Regions from separate parts of the Mus musculus genome. Here regions 1, 2, 3, 4, 6 and 7 are each linked to region 5. The links are chromatin loops, found by intact Hi-C in ENCODE. Cell type or tissue: gastrocnemius. All regions are shown on one strand.

What was found. Peaks named below come from ENCODE experiments on the same cell type or tissue, not always from the same donor. Only the 100,000 strongest peaks of a DNase experiment are listed, where the experiment ranks them.
Region 1: a loop joins it to region 5, with 5 times the contacts of the local background. A loop is called at or near these places in 23 of 42 quality-filtered maps.
Region 2: it touches region 5 in a loop (11-fold over the local background); 35 of 42 quality-filtered maps call a loop at or near these places.
Region 3: it touches region 5 in a loop (5-fold over the local background); 34 of 42 quality-filtered maps call a loop at or near these places.
Region 4: a loop joins it to region 5, with 8 times the contacts of the local background. A loop is called at or near these places in 17 of 42 quality-filtered maps.
Region 6: a loop joins it to region 5, with 3 times the contacts of the local background. A loop is called at or near these places in 6 of 42 quality-filtered maps.
Region 7: a loop joins it to region 5, with 2.3 times the contacts of the local background. A loop is called at or near these places in 32 of 42 quality-filtered maps.

The regions. Positions count from the first base shown.
Region 1 is chr4:32,549,321-32,553,320 of GRCm38, forward strand. All of the region lies in intron 2 of Bach2 (BTB and CNC homology, basic leucine zipper transcription factor 2), which reads left to right. Among named protein-coding and RNA genes, the nearest start is that of Bach2os, 20 kb to the right of the region's middle. In gastrocnemius, a CTCF peak has its summit at 2,234 (motif pointing left); a DNase peak (open chromatin) is centred at 2,226.
Region 2 is chr4:32,570,754-32,574,753 of GRCm38, forward strand. The region is part of intron 3 of Bach2 (BTB and CNC homology, basic leucine zipper transcription factor 2); the gene reads left to right. Bach2os (BTB and CNC homology 2, opposite strand) reads right to left here and starts at 909. Exons shown (of 5, transcript NR_026843.1): 1 at 831-909. In gastrocnemius, a CTCF peak has its summit at 1,561 (motif pointing left); DNase peaks (open chromatin) are centred at 1,571 and 2,804; H3K27ac peaks cover 330 bases.
Region 3 is chr4:32,246,626-32,250,625 of GRCm38, forward strand. It overlaps a transcript of Bach2 not described here. Among named protein-coding and RNA genes, the nearest start is that of n-TGccc3, 18 kb to the left of the region's middle. In gastrocnemius, a CTCF peak has its summit at 1,845 (motif pointing left); DNase peaks (open chromatin) are centred at 398, 1,842, 3,344 and 3,714; H3K4me3 peaks cover 822 bases; H3K27ac peaks cover 808 bases.
Region 4 is chr4:32,535,870-32,539,869 of GRCm38, forward strand. The region is part of intron 2 of Bach2 (BTB and CNC homology, basic leucine zipper transcription factor 2); the gene reads left to right. Among named protein-coding and RNA genes, the nearest start is that of Bach2os, 34 kb to the right of the region's middle. In gastrocnemius, CTCF peaks have their summits at 1,376 and 2,397 (motif pointing left); DNase peaks (open chromatin) are centred at 1,336, 2,411 and 3,317; H3K4me3 peaks cover 395 bases; H3K27ac peaks cover 1,802 bases.
Region 5 is chr4:32,053,687-32,057,686 of GRCm38, forward strand. No RefSeq gene overlaps it. Among named protein-coding and RNA genes, the nearest start is that of Map3k7, 92 kb to the left of the region's middle. In gastrocnemius, CTCF peaks have their summits at 1,619 (motif pointing right) and 3,574 (motif pointing left); DNase peaks (open chromatin) are centred at 1,626 and 3,627; H3K4me3 peaks cover 1,079 bases; H3K27ac peaks cover 546 bases.
Region 6 is chr4:31,970,322-31,974,321 of GRCm38, forward strand. All of the region lies in intron 1 of Map3k7 (mitogen-activated protein kinase kinase kinase 7), which reads left to right. Among named protein-coding and RNA genes, the nearest start is that of Map3k7, 8.2 kb to the left of the region's middle. In gastrocnemius, a CTCF peak has its summit at 2,016 (motif pointing right); a DNase peak (open chromatin) is centred at 2,038.
Region 7 is chr4:32,237,620-32,241,619 of GRCm38, forward strand. It overlaps a transcript of Bach2 not described here. Among named protein-coding and RNA genes, the nearest start is that of n-TGccc3, 9.4 kb to the left of the region's middle. In gastrocnemius, CTCF peaks have their summits at 1,011 and 2,297; DNase peaks (open chromatin) are centred at 1,005, 1,374, 1,876, 2,341 and 1 more place; H3K4me3 peaks cover 2,571 bases; H3K27ac peaks cover 2,450 bases.

The DNA of each region.
Region 1 (4,000 bases), 500 kb after region 5:
TGCATGCCCTGTCATCAGCAATTCTTGGCAGGTATCCCATGCCTCCCTCATCTCCAGCATCTTGGAGTCATCAACATAACCCAGGCTTCACCTTAGCAGTTTCATGCAATGGCCTCTCCATGCAGGGTCTCCCCTGACACACACCTGACCTCAGTGGCTTTCCTTAATGTCTAAGGAAGATTCTGAAACATCTTTATCCTGTATCCTTCATGACTCTGAATCCAGAACCACATGGCCAATGCTACCAAGTTCAGCTACCTCCTTGGGCTGGAATCTGGCCCCCTTCTTGAATTACATTTGCATAAGATCTCTCTTACAGTTTCCTTTTAGGTGGAGGAAATCCCTTGGGCTTTTTCCTTTCAGGGGCTGTAGGATTAGCTGGGGGGTGGGGGATCTCACCACTCCCTTTATTCCACTTAGCATCAGGCTTTTCTCTAAGTTTCTCATCTCTTTGAGCACAAGACATGGCTCCAACATTACATTCACTCCCTTGTATTCTTTTTCTCCTCAAATTGTATGTTTTGTATTTTTGCCTTGCTTGCTATTTTTCATTGTAAATCTGCATAAGAGTGATCACTAATAACCATGTGACACAACCAATCATAGGTTGTGTTGAAATCTCCCCTGCCAACACCATTAATCCAAAACTCTTATAATTAGCCTCAGGTAGATTCTTAGGACAAAGACAAAAGTCAGCCGCATTCTTTATCAAAATGCCACAAGAATCTTCTCTAGCTCGGTTGCTAATATTGACTCTGCCACATTGCTCTCAGCATTACTGACTTCCAAGCTCCTGTGAGGATGGTCCATTAAGCCCCATTTACAGCATTCAAATGTTTCTCTAGTTCGAAACCTAAGAGCCTACACATTCCCCCAAAACAGCATCATCAGGTTTGTCACAGCCTTTTAAAACCTAAATGCCACCCCCAATGACACACCTCCTCCAACAAGGCCATACCTAGTAGTCCTTTCAAAAACAGTTCTGCCAATTAGGAACCAAGCATTCAAGCCATTTTCATTCAAGCCACTACACTTTTGTCTAAATTATACTAAAATGATCAGAAGGTTGATTGCCTTAATAAATTCATCCTAGTAGCAAGGTTAATTAGTCTAACACATACAACCTCACTGTTTTGTACTTGTATAGCATAAGGTGTTGGGGAGAAAATAAGACAAGTATTAACAACAGAAAGTTAAGATTAGGTGTGACAAATAACAGTAAATGTTGGTGAGGCCGTAGACTTGTAATTTGGTGCCGCCACCATGTAAATCATCATGAACATGTCTTTAAAACCTGAAAACAGCTGGCGAGATGGCTCAGCGGTTAAGAGCACTGACTGCTCTTCTGAAGGTCCTGAGTTCAAATCACAGCAACCACATGGTGGCTCACAACCACCCTAATGACATCTGATGCCCTCTTCTGGGTGCATCTGAAGATAACTACAGTGTTCTTATGTATAATAATAAATCTTTGGCCAGGAGCAAGCAGGGCTGACTGGAGCAAGTGGGGTTGATCCGAGTGAGCAGAGGTCCTAAATACAATTCCCAACAACCACATGAAAGCTCACAACCATCTGTACAGCTACAGCGTACTCATATGCATAAAAATAAATAGAAAATTCTTTTAAAAGAAAACTTGAAAACATAGAACTGCCATATGACCCAGCTAAACAATTCTTGGTATACTCCTTAAAGACGCTGTGTCCTGTGTGTCCTGTCATTTTATATCCTACCACATCCATGTCTGTTGCTACATGAGTCACAATAGCAATGAAATGGAATGCATGTGTGTGTATGTCTGTCTCTGTGTGTGTGTGTGTGTGTGTGTGTGTGTGTGTGTGGAGAGAGAGTACATGAGATCATGAAACATGTGTGACATGTAGAAAAAAAGGGCACCAACAGGAGGGGGGAACAGGAGTGGAAGAAGAGATTAAGAAAGACAAAGGAGTCAGGTATGATGGTGAATGCTCCAGGCAGGCAGATGTCTATGAATTCAAGGTCAGCCTGGTCTACAAAGTGAGTTCCATGACAGTCAAGGCTATACAGAGAAACCCTATCTCGAAAAACAACAACAACAACAAAGCAGGCAGGAAAGAAAAGACAGACAGACAACAAAGGAGCTAGAGAGATGGCGCAGCAGATAAGAGCCCTGGATGCTCTTCCAGAAGATCCAAATCTGATTCCCAGCACCCGTGCAGGCTCCACATCCCAATGGATCAGATGCCCTCTTCTGGCCTCCATAGGTATTACAGTTGAGTAGAGCGTAGATTTACAGCAGGCAAAACACCCATCCATATATGTAAACTAAAAGAAAGAGAGAGAGAGAGAAAGGAAGGAAGGAAGGAAGGAAGGAAGGAAGGAAGGAAGGAAGGAAGGAAGGAAGGAAGAAACAAAGAAATTTTTTTAAAAAAAAAAGAAAGACAATATACGAAAATATGACAACTAAACCCCTTATTTTGGGCACTAATGTTTTAATAAAATAAAAAATGATACCACCACTCGTATAAAAATTAGTATTGATGCATTATCTTTTTGGTTTGTGGTGGCAGGGGTACTTTCTTACACATAGTAAGCAAATGCTCTGTCACTAGCTATGCCCCAGCCCTGAGTAAGTGCTCTTAAAAAAATTTTTAGCCTGTTTTTAAACTAATGGAAAATAATTAAGACTATACTTCATTTTTCATGAATTTCTAGAGACTTTTTAAAACGTATATACTTCTTTTACATTTTTGTCTGGTCAAGTTAGTTTTAACTAAGTAAGTAGGTGTTAGGGACAAAAAAAAATCAAGACAGACATTAGCAATAAACAAAGATATAACAGACCACAAAGATATAACAGCTATGTCTGGGATAAAACAGCCTCTGTCTTGCAGAATAGAAAGTTGTACTGTGGAGATGGAAAGCGAGCAGTCACAGTGTTGCTTTACCTGACAAGTGTTTTGCTAGGGAAGTGCATCCTACAGGCGTGGCCAGCAGCCTGAGTTTAAGAAGCATATCCAGAAGTATATCCACACTACCTTCATCTTCCCAGGTCCTGCACTGGCAAAGTTCCCATGATGCCTCTGGAGATGCAGGTGTCCATGCTTTCAAGGCTGTAGTTAAGAGACATTGAGGAGTATACAAGCCCTCCTGGCAAGTCACCCCACATCTCCCACTTCATCTGATCAGCCTTCAAATGAGCTCCCCGCCACAGCCATATGTATATGCTGCGAAACTCAGCAACAAAGCCTCAACTGCGTGGCTTAAGTAGAAAAGGGTGTTCTTAGACCCATAGAAATTCCCAGCCCCCATTTAAAAATTGTATGTGTGTGTATGTGAGAGAGAGAGAGTGTGTTAGTTTTCCATGTGTGTGCTGGTGCCTGTGAAATCCAGAAGAGGATGTCAGATCTCTTAGAACTGGAGTTTCAAGCAGGTTTGAGCTCCTGATGTCGGTTCTGAGAACTGAGCCAGTGTCTTCTACAAGATGAATGCTCTTAACCACTGGGCCATCTCTTCAGTCCTTCAACGCCCATTTTAAATGTAATACTTATATTTGATCATTTCACACTGTGTATTTTCATCATATCCACTCCTTGTTTTTCCCTTCATCCTTCTAACACAACCTTTCCTGACTTCGTGTCCTTTTCTTTATTTGTTGTCACTAAGCCAGAGTCCAATTAGTGCTGTCCACATCCCGTGCATATGGAGCCCACCCACATACCCACCCTACCCTATGCATGTGGACCCCGCCCACATCTGCAGGAGCATGAGAATCATACTAATGGCCACACCTCCCAAAAAAAAAGTGATTCCCATTTCCTCAGCAGACATCCGTTACAAATGACTCCCCACCCACATGACCCTGTCCCCCATCCACACTAGAATTATTGGCCCACTTCATCTCCTATAGGATTTGTGTAAGTCCAGCTGCTGTGGGTTCATGAGTGCTGTGGCCATCTCATGACCAGAAGGCGGCATCTTACAGGATTCTTTCTCATTTTTTTGCCCCCTCTTCCATGAT
Region 2 (4,000 bases), 520 kb after region 5:
GCCGAGGGCTGAGGTTGAGCCTCCGCATCCCTTGAGGAACAAGGCAGGTGCTCCCACCTGCTGGTCAGTGTAAGTTCCTCCTTGCTGTGTGGCTAGCAGATCTACAAACAGAACCCAGCACAAGAGTGAGGGCTCCCTTCCCCCTGAGAGAGAAGAAGATGTATGGCTGACTGTTTTCTTCTCCACTGACCGTCTTTAAAAACGAAGCCCGATTGCAACAATCCCTGATGAAATTCCATGTGTGGTTTGCTTTTGCTCCAAGGACTTTGACACTGCCATTGTTGATTTTCCCTTTCCCCCGCCAACCTTCCATCCTGTCTACCTGGTCTGTGTTTGCTGTCTAGATGGCTTTAAATACAGTAGCGCTCGGTGCGGAAGCCCTTTAGACTTTCCTTGTGATCTGCTCTGTGGCATGTTTTCTTTCTGCAAGTAAGCAAATACAGTCTGGAGCTGAAGTAAGATGGCTCTGCTGTCAGTGGAAATAGAAGTCCCCTGAGCCCCAAGGGTGCACAGCTTTTGTGATGCCCAGGTGCTATGTCTCCAACTGACGACCTGTGTGCTGCTGGGGCACCATCTAGGATCTGAGTGTCTGTTATCCAAAGCTTGGAAAATGGAGATAAACAGTGCACTGTATCATTGGAAGCCTAGGAGAAACAGCCCCACAGGCAAAGGCCTTTCCAACAGCCTGCAAAGGAGCCATTTGTCCTGCCTGCACTCACCACATGGGAGGCATAGTAAGTGCCACATGGAGTAAGTGCACAGCTAGGAAGTAACCCGACAGAATTTTCACCCGGCCCTAGGAAAGGCAAATGATTCTTTAGTGTGCTTACCTTTGTGCATGGTGATCAACTGGGCACAAATACCAGGACTGAGCCTCATGACTATCTGATGCAACCAACAGATAACTCCCAGATTCAGGGCAGACTAGCCATACCCTTGACCTCTTAAAGAACACAGACTCAACACTCCACCCTCTGAATCCTAACAGGAAGTTGCTTTCTTCACCAATAAACCCAGGCCCACATGCTTTCTCCAGTGACTCTTTTTCCTGAGAGATCTGTAAGATTCCTGGGCACGTCCTACACATGTCTAGCAAGCCTTTTGTGGGGACCCATCTGAATTGTGGAACAATACTGGAACAATAAAATGTGCTTTAGATTTTAATTTTTCATCATTGAATTTTTTGTAAATAACTTGTATAGATTACATTAGAAATATTTTATACACTGGGATAAATGACATGTTCTTAAAATGAAACTCACCTGGATTGTTTTGTTTTGTTTTGTTTTTACTTTATTTAATGTGGCCGCTTTCAATTTTTTGGTTTCTTGCAGGGGTGGGGGTGTTGGTTGAGTTTTTCTGAAACAAGCTCTCGGTATTTAACCTTGGCTAGGCTCAAACTCAGAGATCCACCTGCCTCTGCCTCTCAAGTGCTGGGATTAAAGGTGTAACACAACACACCTGACTGACATACACTTGTAAGTTTAGCCTCTCTGACTGGTGTTAGTATTAAAGGTTAGCCTAGCACATGACATTTAGGCTTACATTGCCATCTGCTGGCCAAGCCAAGAAATTGAATATGAGAAAAAAACCTAAGCAACCTGAGCTGGGTCTAATAGCCTGGGCTGGCCTGGAACTCCACAGGCCTCTGAGGGTGGCCTTAATCTTCCTGCCTCCACCTCCTCCCAAGTGCTAAGATTGCTGAGGTCATAACTGTGCAGGAGTTGCAGAAACAGATGTAACTGCAGAAGTTCCCAAACCATCAGCACCGCCTTAGCAAGGAAGGGCAGAGAGAAGCTGTTAAAAGTCACAGACCTGGGGCTGGAGAGATGGCTCAGTGGTTAAGAGCGCCAGCTGCTCTTCCGGAGGTCCTGAGTTCAATTCCCAGCACCCACACAGTGGTTCTCAACCATCTGTAATGGTATCTGAAGTCCTCTTCTGATGTGTCTAAAGACAGTGACAGTGTACTCAAATATATAAAATAAATAAATCATTTTTTAAAAATGTCACCGACCTGAACTCCAAACCCCATGGAGACTGACAAGGCCCTAGAGAGAGAGAGAGCCTGGGCTTGCTCTCAGCTTCTGCATCAGACACAAAGTCAATGTTTTCACACAAAACAATTAGGGTCTTCAGTAGCCCATGCTGGCCTTAAACTCAGTTTGTCAGTTTGTAGCTAAGGATGACCTTGAATTCCTAATTTCCATACCTTCACTTCTTGTGTTTATAGATGAGGACCACTCCCTGCATCAGGTCTCCATAGTTGCCGTTCTTACAAAATAATACATACTAAAATTAAACAACAGAGAAGACACCTCCAGAGTTGTGATATCCTCTCTTCATTGTTGTGGAGTTTTATTTATTTATTTCTATTTTATAGTTGTTTGTGTGTATGTCTGTCTGTACCACGTGTGTGTCTGGGGCCAACAGAGACCAGAAGAGGGTATTGGATTCCCTGAAACTGTAGCCACAGATGATTGTGAGCTGCCATGTATGTTCGTGTGTGTGTGTGTGTGTGTGTGTGTGTGTGTGTGCTGGAAATCAAACCTGGGTCCTCTGGAAGAATAGCAGGTGTTCTTAACTATCGAGCCATCTCTCCCACCCCTGCCATCCTCTCTTTTAAAAATATTTACCTTGACTTGTGAAGGACTTAAAAGTAGGAATCGTGCCTAAACCTTAATGGCTTACAGTAGCAGTGGTCATTCAACAGCTCTCACACGTTCTGTGTGTCAGGAACTGAGCTGGCCCTCATGAGCATTTCTGGCTCAGATCGGGTGTTGGCTGGGGTTACAGTCCTCTGCGGGTCTCAGTGGCTTCAAGAATTCACTTCTGGGCTGGCAAGGTGGTTCCTCGGGTAAAAGGGGCAGCCACTAAGCATGGAAACTGAGTGTCATTCCCAGGGCCTGTCTAGCTAGAGGAGTGAACTGAGTTCAGAATAATTAAATAAAACCTCATAAGCAATGAGCATGCTTCCATTCACAGAACTGGCAGGATAGTGCTGTGAGCTGGAGATGCCAGGTCTGCCCTACTGAGCAGCCAGTGAAACAGGACAAAGTACAAGTCTCAGTGCCCTTCAAGGCTTAACTTCGAGAACACATGACATCGTCCAGCAAGGTGTTTATCAGAAGGAAGGAATATGCATCGTGTCAGAGAAATAACAGAATTACCCTGTAAAAGAAAACGTAATTTTAAAAACCATATCCTGACAAAGTGCCTAGCATAACACTAACCTGAGAAGCGTACCTTGTTTTGCACGAGGACACTGAGGGTCAGAGGGGTGATGTCACCTCTCTCCTGTGTGAGAACTAAAGCCCAGCTCTGACTCCTCCTACCCAGGATGTCACCTTGGGTTCTGTGTGAGTAAAAAAGACTCTCACTGACTGGTGCATCTCTGCAGTGTCTTCAAGGTGTGCTGGGCTCAGTCTTCCTTCCCCATCTGTACATCGGTCTTTAGAAGATCACTTTGGCCATTTTGTTGAATTCCGGTTGTGTGTCTTGTAGCAGGGGCTTTGATAAACCATGGTCTTTCTTACAAAAGTTCTGCAACATTGGAAGAACTAACACAGTTTACAATATTTTTAATGCCATTTGCTTCAAAGGAACCTCAGGAAATGATAACATTATAATCTGTGTGTGTGTGTGTGTGTGTGTGTGTGTGTGTGTGTTGAGACAAGGTCTCACTATGTAGGCCAGACTGGCTCCCCACTTACTCTGTAGCCCATGCTATGCTCAGATGCATGGCAATCCTCCTGAGTGTTGGGATTAGAGCTATACACCACCAGGCTGGCCGACTTGTGTGTGTTTGTACTGTTTGGTTATACGAATATTTCATCTTACTTGTATTGGAAATAAGAGAAGTATTAATCACTACTTGCTTTCAGTACTTCCCATGACTTGCTCATCTTAAAAAGAGGTTTGGAGACTGGAGAGCTGGCTCAGCAGTTAAGAGCACTGGCTGCTCTTCCAGAGGTCCCAGGTTCAACTCCCAGCTCCTGCATGG
Region 3 (4,000 bases), 190 kb after region 5:
CCAAAGATAAAGAGGTGGAACATGGATCCTGTTTCTCCATCCTCAGATTTTAACTCTGTTCTTCACACTCCGGCCTCTTGATGGCTGAAGAATTTGCTATTTGAGGTTTTTTGGTGAGAGAAGAGGATAAAAATTGTAAGCAATGATTCCTCTAATCCTGGGAGCACTCTACCCTGGGAGCACTCTACACTAGAGGAAGAATGGCATTCACGACCAATTCCATTAGCGTTCCTAATTGGGAATGTTAGCAAGCAGTGACAGAGAAAGTAGTGACCTTTGTCCCCATTCGAGGCAGTTTCAGGAAGAGATTATCTTGCCAGATTAGCATGTTGCAACTTTGAGCTGGAGATCTGAATGGGTTTGAAGGACTCTGCTTGGCAAGTGTCCCAGTTACCTGGGGTTTGTGAGGGTCACGGCTGTGTGCTTACTCAGCGCCACTCTGCCTGGACTGGACAGCAAATTGACACTTCAGTCAAGAGGCATTCTTGGGGCTGGCTGAACCTTAAGTGCACGGGAAAGGCTCAGTTTGGGAAATAATAGAGCGTATGAATGTACTGTGGCTCATTTCTTTTTAGCAATGAGTTCAAAATTTGGAGATAGCTAAATGCGGAGATACTTAGTGTGTCAGTGTTGGAGGTTTTAAGTGATTAAAAAAATCAGGCAGATGAGTGCATGAAGATTTCTATGCAAACAATGATGAGCTTAAATTAAAGCTGCTGATTTAGTGGGAGAATTACTCACATTGATTTGTAGAATATCTATATGGGTTCAAGATTCCATATTATGCAAATGAATAAACCCTGAAGAGTCAAACTGAAGGGAAAAAAAGAGAAATTATCTGTGAAAGATATTATTACCATTCAGTGAGAGGAAAATGTAGACACATTTCAAATTAACCCTTCCTTCGCACACATTCCATGGGATGACGAGCGTTGGGGACAGCAGTCCTTATCAGAATTGTAAGGAAGCTAGGCAGGCATGTTGCCATCAGTTCCCAGAATCCTCTTGCAGCCACTTCCAGGTTACACTCTGTTGCCTTTGGCCACCTGGTGTGATAGCCAGTTCCTGCCCTTCTGACCTCAAGCCAGTATCAGAAAGGGATTGTATAAATAGCGTTTTAGGAGGAAATTGGTTGCTCAGCATACCCAGTGCACTACTTCGGTGAGATGTCAGCATTTGAGCGAGAGACAGGCAAAGAAGTATGCAAGAGAGGAAGCCTGGAATGTTCCACTGTGGTGATCAGCTGATGGTCTCTGTGCCATGGTGAGTGAGGGGGTCTCGTCAGGAGCTCAGCACCGGCAGGAAGTGGAGACAGGCTGATCAGAGGACACAACCACAGTAAAATGAAGATGTAAAACATGGCTGATTTGCCACGATCTGTTATTCTGGGAGCTTCACCTGTGAGACGCTGGATTTGAATTCTTCTGCCTGTCACAGGTGTGTCATGTGACATTTAAACTCATCTTCAAGGGGGAAACAACGTGGCCAAGGGTTTGGGATTTTTGTCAGTTAATGGCAAACATCCTCTGAAATTATCCTTGAATTCATGAATATTATGGTGAGGGGAGGCCGTGCACCCAACTTCTTCCACCATCCTCTTCACTCCCCTCCCCCCAGTTTCATTGATAAAAATGGACTGAGGAAATTATTTCAGAATTGGTTTGACCTCTTCTGTTAGCACAGTGGTGCTCTCTGGACATGAAGAGAGGCTGACTGGTTAAGGGAGCAGTGCTTGTTTTAGATAAAGCCCTTGCCTGGTAAACAACTCCTGGGGGATGAAGTCAGAGTTGCTTGCTACCCCTCCAGCAACCATGCTATGTTGAGTTGGTGGCGCCATCTAGTGCCAGCCTCTGGAACTGTGCTGGACTCGGTCTTTCTCATCCGTGATATAGGGTGTGGAGAGGCTTTTCTGCCCAAGGGTAGTTCAGTGGAGAGTGCGCTCTAGTTCCTGAGGGTAAATATACCTCCATCGTCCCTTCCCCGACTCCACAGCTCTCAGAACCCTTTCCTTCTCTTCCTTTTTTCAACTCTTCCTGAGTCCTTCTCCTCCCCCTTCTTCCTGCTCTCTCTCCTCCTTACCTCAACCTCTTCTCCCTAGTCACCAGCTCTTCTCTTCTCTTCTTTGTTCTCCTCCTCCCTTCATCCTCTTCCTCCTGGGACTAAAATTGAGAATAACTATCAATACTTTTCTTTTCCCTTTGTGCGGAAGTCTCGTAGTAGACTTGGTCCTTCATTCTCTGCTAATTAGACATTTTCCCAGACTCGGTTGGTTGGGGGTGGGGCTGGGGGCTGTCTTCATTCTTCTTGGAGCCGTTGTTGCAGTAGTATTTCCCACTTGTAAGTTATACAACCTCCAGTGCACACTTTTAAGCTGGAGTGGTCTGTGGTCTGTCCTGAGATGCCCCCTGATGGGCACATTGCACTTGGCTTTGAGGAAATGCGTTCTGAGTTCCAGACCTTCCACGTGGACTTTGGGATTCTGTGTTAAATGAGAGAGCAGAACTGAAGGCACGTGGGTCAGAGTCTGGCATGAGATGGTCCTGTACAAGCCGCCAATGGGGCCTGAGTTCGTGTCTGAGTTTCAGTCTCCCTCATTCAACACTTCAATTCCCACATATGTTAAACACCTCCTATGTGGCTTTGAATGCAAGTCTCTTCCGAAAAACAGGAACTGTGCTTCGGTTACCGGTTCTTGTGGTCGATAGGGCAGCTATTTTGATTTGTCAGAGGAGAGGAAAAGCAGTTAAATCTAGTTAAAATTAAAGCCAGTTAAAATTAACTGGCTCAGGAGATTTGAATGCAGCTGTTCCACACATTGAAACACGGAGAGTGAGTTGTTTTTTTTTTAAATTTTTTTATTACCACTCCTGATTATTACTGGTCATTACTTATTTTTGAGCCAGGGTGTAGATTATCTGCATGTTTTGTTCTAACAGAGGAAAGTAATAAGTGGGCGGCGGTGGTGTGTGTGTGTGTCTGTGTCTCTGTGTGTGTGTGTCTCTGTGTGTGTGTGTCTGTGTGTGTGTGTGTCTGTGTATGTGTGTCTGTGTGTGTGTGTGTCTGTGTGTGTGTGTCTGTGTGTGTGTGTGTGTGTCTGTGTGTGTGTGTCTGTGTCTCTGTATCTGTGTGTGTGTCTCTGTGTCTGTGTGTGTGTGTGTGTCTGTGTGTGTGTGTGCGCGCGCACGCGCGTGCGCGTGCATGCGTGCAGAGATTCTTGTGTGTCCCGGTTTTGTTGCACCCTGCATTGTACATGCCACAGTGCTGCGCAGTCAGCAGTCCCCTTGCTGACTCATGTGCCGGGGCTGTGGGGCTCCCTTGGCTGCTCTGCCTGCGGTGCTTAGGACCAGCATGGCCTGGGGAGGGTGGGAGGTCGGCTGTCATTGGGTCTGTGATCACTGTGAACTGGCTGGGTTCTTCTTCCCTCTGTCTCCCCAGCACAGCCTCTGGCTGGTAGGAAAAGCAGGCACATGTCTGCCTCTACAGGGACAGCATAGGGCACAACCTCATTTCTGGAAGAATTGGCTTTCACTTTATTGTTTTGGGAATCTTCAAACCCAGACAAATGGGTAAGGAGAGATTCTGCTGTTAACGACTTAGCACCCCCTCAAGGACTTTTTAAAACTTGAAGTGGACTTCCTTGGCATTACAGACACTTGGCCCATTTCTCCCTCTGTGGGCAGCAGAAACAGGAGGCAGGGCCAGTAAGGGGGTGTGACTAGCAAGTGAAGTCGTCCCCTGGTGACCACAGCCTTTGTTTATATCTGTTGCTGGCTATTGATGTGAAAACAAAAACAAAGCGCCTAGCCTGGGGTCAGGAAGATGCTGTCACCTGACTTAGCTGACTCCCTCTGCCTGTTTTGTTTACATAGCTCCGGTTTGGGTTTTTCGTCAGAAAGTGTGAAATGCTGTTTTTTCTGAGGTCGCTACATAAACTTCCTTTTGTGGACGGGAGTTGATCAGATCATCCTAGACTCCCAGACGATGATGCAAAGCTGCTGAG
Region 4 (4,000 bases), 480 kb after region 5:
CTGTACACCCTTGGGGAACGGCATCCCCTGTAGCTCATGGTCCCCAGGAACCACACAGAAGGCATCGTGAACCTAAACTAGGAATGTAGTTTTATATAAGGAATGATGTGAGAAAAAAAATAAAAGAAGTTGAAGAGCAGTTTACAATGGTAAGAGAAAACACCTGAAATTGGAATAAATCATCTCCACGTTTCTTTCATTTCACCCACAAATGCCTCTCTTCAATTCAGGTCACTTACTGGAGACCTTGCTTTTTTGGGTAACTAAACTTAGACAAACCTACTTCTGTCAGGGTCCCCCAAAAGACACCTGACACCTCAGGAATGTGACAGTAATCATTGTGTTATGCAGGGCCACACACACCCCAGAGCTGCCTGTGTCCTTGGTCCCTAAAGCCAATGCAGGTGGCACCCTACATGGCTAGGGGTCTGCTATGACAAGAGCATCCTGAGATGGGAGACCACCCTGGCTGACCTACTGGATTCAGTACACCTCCCTTGGAGAGGGAGGCATGAGACAGAAAGCCCAGTGTGGAGGTCAAATTCTACACAGCGGCTGGTGGAAAACGCTTCCGGGGCACAGACTGCCCCAGGAGAGCTGCCTCTCCCCTGCCTTCTTCTCAACCCTGGCGATGGCTGCCTTCAACATATCATCTCACTGTGCTAGTTCGCCTAAATTCTGCTCATCTGTATAATGTTTTCGTTTAAGAACGGGTTCATGACACATGGCTTTAATCTTATCACCTGGGCGGCAGAAGCAAGTGGGTCTCCCTGAGTCTGAGGTCAGCCTGGTTTACCCAGCATCCCACAGCAGCGGAGCTAAACAGTAAGACCCTGTCTCAGGAGTTTTGAGAGAGGGAAGAGGGGGATCCTCGAGTTCCATGGGAGCTTTTGCTTCATTTGTTTGTGCGGCTCCTGTGTCCGACAGTCCCTGGAGCACAGAATGAGTGACTGACCTTAACGGCTGGTCCTTCAAGAAATCTGTAGGCTACAGGACTGCACCCTGTCTTCCATCACCTGCCTGCCTTGGCTGTTTGAGAATCTCTGTATATTTCCTGTTGTAGCCACTACATGGTAAAAATAGCCCACATGGTTTCCAGCTGGAACTCATTTCCGTAAGTGCTGTGTCCAGGTTGTGACTCTGGTTAACTAGGAGCAGTGGGGAGTTGCGTTAGCCATCCAAGGTCTTGAACTGGCTGGTAGGTTGTTCTTACGACTGCCAACTCTTCCTCCTCCTGGCCTCCCTGTGTTCTTCCAGTGCTGCCTGTGTTCCAACCACAGTGGGAGCTCTCCTGGACTTCCGTAACTGGTTTGTCCCTGCCTAGGCTGGTCCCCAAATGCAGTCAGTGTGATCTCCCTAATGCTCGCCTGCATGGCACACTGCAGTGCCTCCCCATGGCCTGCCAACCTCTTTTGTGGTTGAGAATGGCCTTTCCAGTCTTGGGTCTGCTCCCTCCTCTCCAGCGTCATAGTTCCTCCTCCCCTGCTGCCGGAGTCCTGCCCCACAAGCCCTGTGCCCTAGTCTCTCCTGTGCCATTGCACATTGCTTTCTGCCAGCTCCAGCAGCCTATGAACCACTCCCTCGGGGTTAGATACCCTTCCACCAGCAGCTTTCTATTCTTACTACATCCTACCTGTTATTAGCTTGTAAGATCTGCTGACTTGTCCTGTCTCGTTAGTCCAGATCCTCACTAGCGAGGTACTCTTTCTTCATTTTTTTGGTGTGTGTGTGTGTGTGTGTGTGTGTGTGTGTGTGTGTGTGTGCGCGCGCACGCACATGTGCGCATATCTCCCTCTCTCCCGGCCCCTACACACACACACACACACACACACACACACACACACACTGCCCCGCCCCACCCCACCCCTACAATGGAACCACAGAAGATGGCTGGAATGAATTTGTTAAAGGAAGTGATTTGTACTCTACTTTGTAAAGTTATTTGTCACCCACATTGTCCCTGTAGGGGACACATAGCCTTTCCTGGGTGAGTGACACCTCAGCCTATGAACCTAATCCATACATATCTTCCTTTGGCACTTTCGCTCCAGAATCACTGTACCTTGTGGTGACAATGAGCCAGGAGAACTACAGAGTGTCTGTCTGTCTTAAGGGGTTACTTGTTGGTCAAGTTGGCAACTCATAAAATCCTCTTCCAGTACAATCCAGTCACCATTAAAAACCAGCCTCCAGTAACCAGCTAAGAAAAAATATCCTCTAGGTGATGGACAAACAACAGGCTCAGAGTCCCTTCCCCACCCCCAGGAAAGCACAGTTTGAATTTTACATGTTTGTTTGAGGCAGTTTGCCTCTCCAACCTCACCCTCTGACTTTTCCTTGTGACCCAGATATAGGAATATCTTGTGTTCTCTTGCTCCCTCTCCTGGCCTGGCCTGCCTTTAGCAAGAAGAGCACGCTCTTAGAATTGGCACCGACTGGGTGGTGGGGGTCTGAGCAGCTGAACAAAGCCACCAGCCAGCTCAGCACGGTTTATTAGAAGATCCACGGGAAACCAGCAACAAAGTCTTTTCTTCATATTTGCAGTGCAGCCTGACTGAGTGAGGAGGGGCGGTGCTGGCACTGGGAAGACATGAGCCTGGCATCCTTTCTAAGGGATGAAATGCTTCCCAGAAAAAAAAAAAGGGGGGGGGGGAGGCATTGCCCAAAAAAGCACTAGATAACTACCCTTTTTACAATGTCTCCCTGAGGACATAGAGAACCATGTATGCTGGTTACTCATTATCCAGTCTAGTGCAGTAATAACCCCTCTGATAGTCTACTCCTAACATGCACCAGACAAAGTCCTGTAACAGCTGGCCTATGTCATGGTGAGGAGCAGGACTATGCACCTTTCCCACCCAAAGATGGAATGTGAATGCTCTTCAGAGCCTGGCCACGTTGTGCATCCTTTCAGGCACACGGGCCTGAGACAGGACACAGGGCTTTCCCTGGTGATGGAGGGACAGCATTATAGCCCGCACTCTTCATGAGGAGAGCCAGGACATCACTGGTCTTCCGAAGGCTGACCCTGCTCCCTTTTTTATTGATCACATGGCTTCTTCTTAGGCGCTTCATAATCCTGCCAGTTCACCGTGTGTTGCTTTCCAAAATATCTTGCCTGCTAACCATACCGTCTTTCCTACTTTCCTTTCCTTTCTCATGCTGACCTAGGATGGCTTGACCAAATCTAAAGTTTTCCAACTTAGCAGACTGAGAACAGGACAGTTCAGTTTACAGAGTTCACTCTCCGCGCCTTCACTTTCCCACGAGCTCGCAGGCTGCTGCCCTCTGAGCTGCAGCTCTGGCAGAGTGTGTCCTATCTCAGCACCCATCTGCTCTGCTCTGTGGTGTCGTGCGCAGTGCCTGGCTTTCCCAAGGTGCCAAGCCCTTTGTGTTCTGTTGCCTCTTTCGAGACAGAAGGAAGACACTCATTCCGGGTGTTTATGGAAGGTCTTTTCCTAGAAAGCCACGAGGTTGTTCTTGTGTCTTTACTGAGGTCAGGGTCCCTGTGTGCGCAGAGCGGTGACTGATTTGTGTTAGTTCTGTGCCCTCTCATTACGCAGCCTGCTTCTGTTTCAGCTTAATATGTTAGAGAACACACTCACGCTCTTCCTCTCATCTATTGTCCCAGGAACTTTAACAATGGTGTGGGCGAACATTGAGACACCTGTTTCATGTGCCGTTTGCACAGTCTAAGTTCCTCCACGATAGAATTTTTTTTTTTTGCTTTCAAGTTTACGTTATGACCCAGAATAATGAATGTTCAAGTAATATTTTGTGCTGGTTAATTAGTAACATCTTATTTATAAAAGTTACCTAATTTATTCAGAATTCATGCAGAAAAAATACAAAGTGAGCATTTCTTTATGATCTAGTGGTTTCAGTCCAGTAGAGTAGTATTTGATTTGATAGGAAAATGTGACCTTTTGCTGATGTTATCGTCCTCTGAAATTTACAGAATCGTCTTCACCGTGCATATGTTTAGTAAACTTCTAGTATA
Region 5 (4,000 bases):
CATTCAGCTGTCTCAGGCTTGAATTTTCTTCTTCTTTTTTTTAAGTCAGTAAATATAAGAAAGTTTTAAATTGCCCTAAAAGGCAATTTAACACATGGGGGAGATTTTTGAACCTATCACTTTGGTACAGGGCCCAGATTCTGTGACACTGGAGCCTAACTCTCATTGTGAGTGTGACCACTGAGGAGAAGGCTGCCCATGGAAAGCGCTATTTGATAGTCTTAGGGCCAGTGATTCAAGAGAACGAGCCCGCATCTAAAATCCAGAGAGCCTCCGCAGATAAGGAATATTTCCCTGAAATCAAGTGAAGGATTTTTTTCTTTAATTCATTTTTTTTACAGTCCATGTTTTATTCACCCTTCATCCCCCCTCCGACTGTTTCATATCCCACACCTCCTCCCCACTCCCATGTCTCCACATGAATGTCCCCATCCCCCACCCCACCTGACGTCTAAACTACAGTCTCTTGATGGTTAGGTGCATCATCTCTGAATGAACACAGACCCGGAAGTCCTCTGCTGTATGTGTGTTGAGGGCCTCATATTAGTAGGTGTATGCTGCCTGGCTGGTGGTTCAGTATCTGAGAGATCTCAGGGGTCCAGATTAATTGAGACTGCTAGTCTTCTTACAGGATCACCATTCTCCTACGCTTCTTTCAGCCTTCCCTAATTCAACAACAGGGGTCAGCAGCAACCCATTGGTTGGGTGCAAATATCTGCATCTGACTCTTTCAGCTGCTTGCTGGGTCTTTCAGAGGGCAGTCATGATAGGTCCCTTTTTATGAGCGCTCCACAGCCTCAGTAATAGTGTCAGGCCTTGGGATCTCCCCTTGAGCTGGATCCCACTTTGGGCCTGTCACTGGACCTTCTTTTCCTCAGGCTCCTCTCCATTTCCATCCCTGTAATTCTTTCAGACAGGAACAATTATGGGTCAGAGATGTGACTGTGGAATGGCAACCCCATCTTTCACTTGATGTCCTGTCTTCCTGCTGGAGGGGGGGCTCTATAAGTTTCCTCTCCCTACTGTCAGGCATTTCATCTAAGGTCCCTCCCTTTGAGTGCTGGGAGTCTCTCACTTCCCAGGTCTCTGGTATATTCTGGGGGGTCCCCCTAACCTCCTATTTCCTGAGGTTGCCTGTTTCCATTCTTTCTGCTAGCCCTCAGGACTCAAATGAGGGATTTTTAAACGTGATAGCAGGAGTTAAAAGGGAAGCAAGGGACATGCATTTACAAGTAAGTCAGAGACCAGAGGGCTGAGGACACAAAGATGTTACCTGGAGATAGTGAGTGGCCTCCTTCACGCTAGGCCAGCACGGAGCTACTGAGGCAACGCCGTTGCTTCTGCGGATTCCCGTGCTCCAAGAGAAACGGGGCTTTTTCCCTTCCCCAAAGACACTCTGCCAACTAGACCCCAACTGGACCGCCGGATGCGTAAACTGCCCCTGTTCTATGATTCTCATACAAATTTGTCAGTGATTTGCAGACACTATGAAGCAAAATTAGAGAATAATCATTAAAAGCTTCCGACAATATGCCTATCCATAAATTCTTCAAGAGGAAGATGAACCACCTTCACATAGCACGGCCCGGGACCTTACCGGCTCCAGCCATGCCTTCTCTAGCCACTAGATGGCAGTACAAGCACAGACTTTCAAAGGCCCTTTATTGACAGGGTAGCGACAGCCAGCGCTACTAATGAGGCTGGCTTTGTTTTTGTTTCTTTTTTGTCTTCCATAACTTCGGGTTTCTGGTGTCTGATTCGATGTTTTGGGCCACTTGGACTTTCCACTGCACTTCCAGCCCCTTCCAGAGGCTTCATCGTTTTGCTGGGGAGATAACACCGTGGAGCCTTCTGGGAAATTGACTATAGGGATTTGAGAAAAAAGCTTGACTTCCGGCACCCTGGATCAGTGGGTTCATTCTACGAGCTCCATCCAGGTCACCAGCATCCAAATCACTTCCCTGTCGGGACCAGATGTTCAAAGGAAAATCCCGATTCAGAAGTAGGGAATTTCCTAGAAGCGATTTTTAAAATGTATGTTTTTGTGTGTATGTACATCACATGTGTGTGCGTGACCATGGATAGCAAAAGAGGTTGCTAGCGTTTCTGGAACTGAAGATACAGGAGGTTTTGAGCAGCAAGGCACGAGTGCTGGGAACTAAATTAGAATCTCTCGGAAAAATGGGATTCCCCGGAAGAATAGCAAGCATTCTTCAGCAATGAGCCATTTCTCTCTCTCTCTAGGAGCAAAAATTTCCCCCAACTGGATCCTAAGAACCTTGTTCCAGAGGAGAACATCTCTGAGGGTAATTGAGCAAGCTACTCTGGGAACGTATGCCCCAAGCAGAGTTATAATTATTAGTATTATAAGTATTAGTACGTACTACATAAACAGTAAGTGCTGTGCCGAACTCTCTATGAAGATTACCTCATTCACTCAATAACAACTAGCGCTTGTTCCAAGCACTTGAATTTTAAACCGAGTCTGCCTGAGTGAAAACTGTTGTTGTCTCAATGCATACATATATAAAACACAGGACCCTGTGACAGAATCCTGTCCCTTGTGCCTACCGATCCTAAGTTCTAGTTCAGAATGCTTTGATGAAGTCCAAATGCAGGTATGCCTAGCCACGTCCACCAAACAGGAGTCTTCTATAAGTTCCAGTCCAGGGGACACTGGGTCAGATGGGGCCAGCCTGAAGACCAAGGAATTCAGTAATGGTTGGGCTCTGATCCCAAGTGAAGGTGTGTGTGTGCTCAGGGTGGGGTTGGGGTGGGGGTGGACGGGGTACTGTGCTCCAGATAAAGAGAAAGGGCTGGGAAAATCTGATCTCTGCACTCAGTTCTGACAACTCTGGTTCTCATCAGGGGAGTGGCCCTCCTCCTCAGTGCCTCTGGGTTGAGCCCTGCTTGCTTAGATCCTAGAATCCTTTGGAAGCTCAGATAGCATAAGCCTGCTGACGTTAGTCCCACTCGTGGAAATGTAGCCCAGAACTGCACATCTTCATCTGGGTTCGGTACCCACGTGCGTGCTCATGACTTGCTTCTACCAGTCTGTGTCAGAACAAGATGAGAGCACTGTGGGTAGGGGTTAGAGGAAACCCTTCCCTTTGAGAGTCCGTCTTTCCTGGTTAAATACTGATCTGGGGTACTTGCAAGCTTATTTTATTCCCTGGAAATGCATAACTTTGGCAAGAGTAGATTGATCTTCCTTCTCCCCTCCCCCTTCCCCCTTCCCCCTCCTCTCTCCCCTTCCCCCTTCCCACTTTCCCCTTCCCCCTTCCCTTCCCTTCCCAGCTCCCGATCTCTTGCCTCCACCCCCTTAATGCTGGGATTACAGCAATAACCTGGTTTACATGGTCCTAGGCATCAAACCAGGGCTGGAGCACACTAGGGAAGTACTGTACCAACTGTGATACATTTCCAGTCTCCTTTCTTGTCCTTTTTCTTTTTTCCATTCATTTCTTCACTTTTAGCTTTCTTTTTCCTTTTCTTATTTAAAACGTCACTCCCAATTTGTCTCTGAACAGGTAAGCAATTTTGAAAGTGGCTTCTAGACTGCCATCTAGTGGTCATCATAGCTCATGGTCACTGACTTTCTGAGACTACAGATTGTTGGAGTGTGTGTGATTGGGTGTGGCTGGGGGCGGTGTAAGTGTATGCATGCGTGTAGAAGGATGTGTGTATGTGTGCACATGTGAAGGTGTGTGGAGGTGGGGGTGCACATCTCAGTGTATGTGTGTATGTGCACGCATGTGCGTGCACATTTTAAGTGTGTGCTCAGCTGCCAACAGAGAAATGTATTATCATTAAAGGATTCAGGTTTGGGCACTGGAGAGATGGCTCAGCGGTTAAGAGCACTGACTGCTCTTCCAGAGGTCCTGAGTTCAATTTCCAACCATTACATGGTGGCTCACACCATCTGTAATGAGATCCGATGCCGTCTTCTGGTGTGTCTGAAGACAGCTACAGTGTACTCATATAAACAAACAAACAAACA
Region 6 (4,000 bases), 83 kb before region 5:
TATAGCCAAACACTTCTTTTCATACCTTTCTGTTCCTCTGATTTCATTCCAGAAGTCCATGTAGTGATAGGTTATTTCTCCACTGAGGAAATGAGGCAACTCAAGCCAGATTAGATTATATATAGGCGGGTTTATTGGGAAGCTGCTCTCAGACAAGTTCACTGGCCCCAAGGAACTAGGCCAGGGAAGTCACCATGGGAAGAGAGAAGGATAGAGGGAAGAGCTCAAGGAGGCGGGCAGAGTATGCCAGATAGAGACTGAGAGTTGCTGGGAGAACCTGGAGGCCAGGTCTGCTTTGATATGTAAAATAAGTACCTCAGCCCCTTGCCGCTGGGTGGAAACCAAACCAGTGCCTTGATACATATTACTGTCACATGGAACAGAGGCATCCAAGGTTGCTTCTTCATGCCTGACAGAGTAGTGTCTCTGTCTGCTTGGTCATCAGTTATACCCAGCAAATGCCCAATCATCCTGCATGAGGCCTTTCTGTATCAAGTGGGCCTTTATCTCATGATGTTGGGCTCTAAGAGGAAGAAAATAGAAACTGCTAAAGCTTCTTGAGCCCTGATTTTGAGGTTCCTGGAAGTTCACTATACTACTGATAAAAGCAATTCTTGACCAACTTGACCCAAGGGGGAAAGCCATGAACTCCTCAGTAGAGTAAGCAGACAAGGATGGAAAAGATTGAGGGTAGCTGCCTTTGGAGACTCCCCTCACCCCTCCATGTGCAAGCCTCTATCATCCCAGTCACTCCTGTTTCTGAAAGGGTGAAAACCTTTTATAAATCCCTTCTCCAACAGTTAACCTGTTGAATATGATGCTTTGAAAATTAGATGGTTGTGAGCCATAGCTTATTTTCTATTTCTAAGGCTCCTCCGCTTTGGTACTGTCCGTTTAGATAAAGAACATTCAGTCCCTCAGAAACAGCAGCTGGATGTACTAGGTACTCAGATATTTCAGGGTTAAAGAAATGCAGTTGGCAATTCAGTTGTATCACTGAAGAAAGACCTTTCTCCATGCTTCCTGACTTGGCTTTCCCTTTGGCTGTCATCGATCGTCAGAAAGTCACTCAAGCACTTTGCGTTAAGGTCTGTGTTTGAACAGCTATGAATCCATTTCAGGTCTCAACCCTCCCCACAGTAGCCGCCTCCTACCTGTGGTCAGACTTTAATTTCACTTATCTTACTCCTTTTGCAAGATTTTTTCTGAATCATTGTCATGTTCAACTGGGTCCAAGGTAGCCTGGGGTAAAGCCTGGTGTGGATATTCTTTATCAGTGTTCTTATGCCTCTGTAGCTGCCCATGTTTATAGAGCACAGTCTGCCAGGCTGTCTGCCTCTGCTAATCAAAGGAAAGAGTGTGGGTGGGAGAAAGTTTGAACTGCTTTCTGCCATTGAATCTCCAAGCCTGTGGGGAAAGAGAGGCTGCTGAGGTCTTTAGTGTATTGTGAGTGCTTGCCTTTGGCATTCTAAGTGTTTTTAAAAAAAAGTGTTAAAAAAAAAAGAAATCTAAGTAGTCTTGTTGTATAGCCTTGGATTTCTTCCCTGTCTCATTTTCATCTCACAAAAAGTCAGTTCTTAATATATATTTTTTTTTGCTTTTTACTTCTAACAGCTAATATTTTACTCCTAATAATGCCATATGCAAAAAAAGAGAAGTCTTTATGATCTAAAGAAATATAATTCTTTAAGCACTGGCTCCATGCTATTATACTGACTCCTATAAAACCATGACAGTTATTTCTATCAGACATTTCAGCAACTTCGACAACTTGCCTTCCTGTGTTATCATCTAAGATCTGTTAACCTCAGTGTGTATATGAAGTAACTTATGACTCAAATGAGAATGGAGATTTCTTGAGGCCATGGGGTTCTCAGATAGGAGTGTGACCATTTTTATTTCAGATTATTTTGTGAAATTGATTTCTCACAGCAAAAGAGAGTTTATCATGTATTTATTTGCTCACATTTAGTTCCCCTGGTTTGAAGTTGAAAACTCAGAGTGAGTCGTCATTTCATCACTAGGTGGCACCTGAGGATCACAGATGGTCATGCTTACTCGACACAGTTACGACAAGTACAGAATCCACAAATACAAATAACACTCAGAGCAGACGTTCTTAATAATGCTAAGTACTGCTCGCCCTGATTAATCTGTGGGCACATGATTGAAGTGTATTGAATGTCTTAATGCTTTATAATCATTCCTTCATAGTTAATGATAATGTCTTTAGGCAGACTGATCCGTGTGTATCATCTAAGTTGATTATGACCATGAAGTTGAAATCTTGTAGGATCTGTTTGCTGCTAATTTCCTGTGAGAAAAATGAGTGCTCTGGCTCCTTGTATTAATTCAAACCCAACTCTGGGTGTTGTTTTATAATGTTTATGGAAGAGCCTGATTCTATAACCCCCTATTAGATACTCTTATCTCCATAGATATGAAGGAAAATAACTTAGGAACCCTATAGACACTCAGTAAGGAAAATAACTTAGGAACTCTATAGATACTCACTAAAGAAAATATAAACATCTATGCTTTACTGTCCAAAAAAAAAAGCTCAGATGTTAATTTACCTAACAGTGAGCAGGACACCTAACAGTAAGCTTGATTATAAAGACTGACATATTCAAACCAAAGCCAATTCCTAAATCTTCCTAAAGTAACTGGATGCTGAGCATGAATCACCAGTGCTGGATTCTTTTTGAGGCTTGGAAAACAAGATGGTCTCTGAATGGCCAAGACCAGGAAATGGAAAAAGTCTCCAAAAGAGCCAGGCTTACTTGGGACTTTGCATCTAAGCAGCCTTGTTACCTTTAAGCTGAGTATGAATTACCATAGCATGTGCTGGTAATGCTAAGCTGTAGGTTTCGGATCCTGCCTCGGAATACTTTCTTACTGTGTAATGTGACTAAATTGCATCCCTATGACTGCTTACCTTTCAAATGGAAATGGATTACTTGTGCTAATCTGGGGGAAAACACCACCAGAATGTGCTCATCTTGTGGTGAGCACTGACTGAGAAGTAGTTACACGCTTTACACAGCCTATGAAGTGGAACTGGAGCCTGACTAGCTAGTTCACGTACCCCAGGCTACAGCTCCTGCCCTAGTGTCTCCTCTTCCCTTTGGGAAGTGATCGACCCAGTGTAGATTTTGAAGAACAACTATTTGATCACGATCACTAGCTATGCCCAACTTTGTTGTTGAGTTTTATATAATAAGTTGTCTTAAGTGGACTCACACCTAAGGAGCACATAACTGATCCTAGTATATGAAGTGTGCCATACATGTTAGAACCACTGGTATTCTAGTGTTGGGTTGCCTACCATTAACTGTCCTGTACTGTTTGTTACCTGTGTACGGCTGAGAGAGTGAGTTGGCATGTTTAAAGCCATGTGCTTTACGTGTAACATGAGGAGAACATTAGCACCTCCTTGTGAGGCTTTATAAAGAGGGATGTGGGCAGAGCACTCTCTCAATGCCAACTAGCAAACAGTCTATAAAGATGTAATGAGTGGGGTGGACCTTTCCTTGAGGAAAGGACCTTGCCATAGCATTTAGCTACATAGAAGGTAGGAGATTGGAGATGAAGGTGCGAACCTAGTGCCCTTCACAGTAACAGTCTAATGGTTTTGATCTGACAGATACCACGCTAATTTTCATTTTTGCTTTTTAATGCTTTTAAAAATACTTGGATTTTTCTAAGTATTTTTTAAAATAGAGGAACTTGACAGAGCAGTGTGCCCATGTGATAGCCATTAGTTTTAGCAATAATGTGGCATATGGTTGGTCTGTATTTTTATAACTTTTTAAAAGTAATAAGCTAATTACCTATCATAAAGCTTACCCATGTGAAGTGTGATTTATTGATTTTTGTGAATTTACCCAGTTGTCAGCCATCACAGTCAACTTTCAAACACATCACCACCTTGGCAGGATACCGTTTACATTAATTCCTTTTTGATCCTTATCCCAAGGCAATCACTGACCTGCTTGCT
Region 7 (4,000 bases), 180 kb after region 5:
TGGATGGTATCACAAGACTCCCAGAGCGATGCTTCCTGGCTTCCTCGGCATATGCCAATGCCCATTTTACAGGGGGATTTATGATCCTTCTCTCAGTAGAGCCAGCCAAAGTTTTATAATCTTCATTAAAAGCCAGCACCACGTGTAATAATATGAAACGCTGCCCTACACAGGGTAGGGGAGCAAGTTATAGGTGCTTAGGGAAACATGGCAGTTTCCTGGCCTTGGCAAAGGGTGAGGTTGCAGGCACCAGCACAGCAACTAACACAACCTTACTTTATTGCAAATGTACCTTCAACCTAAGTCCTAATTACTTTCTTTAAATTTTCAACTACCTGACACCAAGCCTATGGTGGCTTAAAGGGGCAACAGCAACCTGACAGCATTCAGAGGGGCAAGCAAGTGACAGCTGTGGAAACTCAGTGGAAGTTGAGGTTAAGGAGATGGAAAGAAACTCTAAGATCTTTTAGACTGGGAAATATATAGCTCTTGGTGGCTGGAGGTCCCCCTCCATTGGGTAGGCCTTTAAAGAACTCTTCTTGGGTAGGGAGCTGCTCTTCTCAAGGCCCACTTCCCATAAAAGGGGGCCTGATTCAGCTTTCCAGGGTTCATGGCTCATCTTGTCCAGCTCCTTCAGGGAAGCTGTAGTCGGCCGCGGAATGTCAGGTTCCAGGTCGGCTTTCCCTTTGATGAAGTGCCCATGGCTCTGGCGACCTCCCCACGTGCCACACTGGCCTTCGCAGCTCTCCCAACCCCACTAGCCCCACAAGCCCTGACTTTCAAGGCCCGGGCAAAGAGAGGCGGAGCTAGGAAGTCATCCGGGCGGGGAAGACAGGGCTCTTCGGGCCGCGCGGCCCGCACAAAGCCTGGAGCCCGGCGTCCGCGGCGGCGAGAGGCGCGCCCCCTCCCCGAGCCAGCCGGCGAAGCGCGCGCCCGCCAGCCGGAGCCGGAGCCCCGAGAGCGCCATTCGCCGAGAAGCTTACGCCAGTCACCCGGCGTACCGCGCCCCAGCGGCCGGGGAGGTGCGCTGCCCCGCTCCCGTAAAGTTATTGTGAATGGGGAGCGGGTGACGTCAGCGCCGAATGTCAACAATGTAGCGATTGAGAGTGTGGGCGTTCCGGGAGAGCGCGAGCCGCGCGGCGCAGCCAGCAGCCCCGCCGCCGCCGCCTCAGCAGCCAGCCCCGCGGCCGCGCACCGGGCTGCGGTCGCCCCTGCGCCCCGCTTCGCCCGCCGCCCCTCCCTCGCGGCCCGCGTCCCCCCTCTCCCCCGTCGCCCCCGCCGCGCGCGCCGCTCCCCTCCCCCTTCCCGGACTCGGGGGGCTGCGAGCGAGCGAGCTGCCATGTGATGCGCATCCCCTCCGCCTGCTCTCAGTGACCCCAGGACCGCCCACCACGCCGGCGGCCGGGAGGGGGCTGCGGGCTGGGAAGACGCGGGCAGGACCGGCGCAGGGGGACGAAAGTTCCCGGGAAGGTGAGTGCCCGACCGGGCCGCGGGGCCGAGGCGACGCAGCGGGGCAAGTTTGCACGGGGAGCGGGCGAGCGGGGCAGCGGGCGGCGTGGGGCCGCGGCGGGCAGCGAGTCCGGAGGGCGAACGGCCGCTCCCCGCCCACGGCCGCCTTATGGCATTTTCTAGGAACGGGAAAGGGGTGGGAGCCGAGCGGAGGACGCGGCGGCGGGGCGCGCTCTCCCGCCTGCCTGTTTACGGCGGGCGAGGCGGCATTGTATTTTGCTCGCGTCGCCGGGTGTTTTGGAACAGCAGGGGGAGGAGGAGCCGAGGGTAATAAGTCAGTCGTGGGGCGGGAGGGCGGGTGGGGAGAGCAGCGCCGCCGGAGCCGCAGCAGCTGTCAGACCCATGGCCCTGCCTCCGGCCCCAGCCCGCGCTCCGGCCATTCCGGGTGGCCTGGTCCCTCCCTGCCCACCGCACCCCCGCGCGCGGCCGTTCCGCGAAGACCGCGGCTCTGTGGCCCTGCGGCTCTGTGGCTGTGCGCTCAGCTGTCAGCCGCCGCAGGGTGGCTCGGATGACCGCGCCGGGCGCTAGAAAGAGGCAGCCCCGGTCCTCGGGCGCAGACGTGCCCAGGGGAGCTCAGGGCTTCCAAGAGGGGACACCTTGTAACCGCCTTCTCCCCAAGGCCCTAGAACACACATCCACACCTGTGTGCAAGTCTCTCAATCCCCAGGGCTCCACCCAAGAGTCGAGTTTAAGGAAGGGACAACTCGCTGCACCTCCCCGCACCGCGGCCCTCGCAGTTCACCCACCCACCGGGTGTTCAGGAGCGAGCGGCACCGAGAGGGCGGCGGGCGGCGCTCATGGACTACCCCAGGTGCCCGCGAGAGAGGACTTGATTCAGCATCTGGGCTGGGCGAGGATTTGCGGAACTTAGAGGAAGCCCGCAGGGCGGCGCGTGTCTGAAGAGCCGCACATCCCAGGCCCCCGGGGTCGTGGGCACATTGAATCTCCCCAGCCTCCTCTTGTATTCATGCAAGTTTGGCAACTTGGGCGAAGTTCCTGCCAGGCTGTGGTCCGGGTGGTTTTGTGTGTGACCCAACAAGATGCTCCTCGCATTCCGCGGGTCCAGCCACTGCTGTCGCTGCCTCCTGGAACGAGAGGGGCTGGAGCGTCCCACCCCAGAGACCCAACTGCGACTTGCAGCGGGCTTGTGGGCGGCCAGGCGACGCGTTCCTGGATTTTCACCTTCGCTGTCTAGTGTCATAGTCTCTCACTCTGTTAATTTCATCTGCTGAGTGTATTTAACTAAAAAGGGTAATTACTTTAGATAAAAATGCTTCCTAGCCTAGTGGGAACCTTGGCGGAGATACTGCCTAATGAGATCTTTTTTTTTCTTTTTTCTTTTTGCTTTTGTCTGTTTAAGAGTAAAATTAGAGATGTTAACTCTGATAACGGTTTTCTCAGATCATTAAAATGTATCATGTAGGAAATTGTGCCGCTAAAGCTCAGGCTGACTAGAAAAGCTAAGCTTGAACTGCCTTATGCCCCTCCTCTTGAAGAGATGGCTATTTCTGCAAGGCAGCGGGCGACTTGCTTAAAATGTGAGGTCATCCCATCCTGAGCCTCTAACAGCTTGCCAGTGGTCGGCCCTTTTCATTCTTGCAGGTAATAAACGTGGTGGAAAAAAAAAAGACATCTTGTTAGAATTAGTCTTGCCAATTCACAGTGTTGCAGCCAAACTGTTCCAGTGAACGTTCTGTCAGTGTCTCTATTGTAATTCAGTTTTCCAGGCGCTTATAATCACCACAAAACTTTGTATGGCTTCTCCTGTTCTGTACTTTAAAACTATTGATCACCCACTTTGGCACTAATTGCTATGTTTGAAACCCAAAGTCATTCAAATGAAGGTGGGTAGGGTCCAGAAACGAGATCTGCCACCATAAAATAGTTTGGTTAATATTTACATTTTGTATTTTAAAGGGCTTCAGGTTTGCCACATGGTAATCTAAATGTTTGAATAAATTCTTTGACTATCAAGGGGGTTGGAATGTCAGTTCGTACAGATCTGTTTTCCTCCTCAGGTGTATGATGTCTAAGTGTCCTAGCTAGATTGTAAGCACCCCTGGTAGGTAGTTCTTAGTGCTTTGTGTGTTGTGTGTCAGAATCTGCCACCGAGCAAGAGTGAGGCAGAAAGAGTCGGAGGGAATCAAATAGCCCCTAATTTACTTTCAGTGCTACCGGTGTCTGGGAGGCTGCCTGGGAGGCTGCGGTGTATTCTCTTTCCATTGAATTATGCCCTTTGACTCAGAATCTTCAGGCAATTCCCTTCCAGCCACTCACCTCTGGCTGCTGTGTGAGGGGCTTAATTATTTGCAAACTGCCTTGAAATCCCAGGATGAAAGGCACCGAATAAGTGCAAAGTATTGTTATTCAGATATGGAATTTAATGATCCATTACAGTTCATCAGGAAAATGCACTTTGCCGTGATGGGAGGAAATGTTTCCACCTGATGGAGGGTAATAATAAGTGCTTAAAAGTAGGTTCAGATTACAG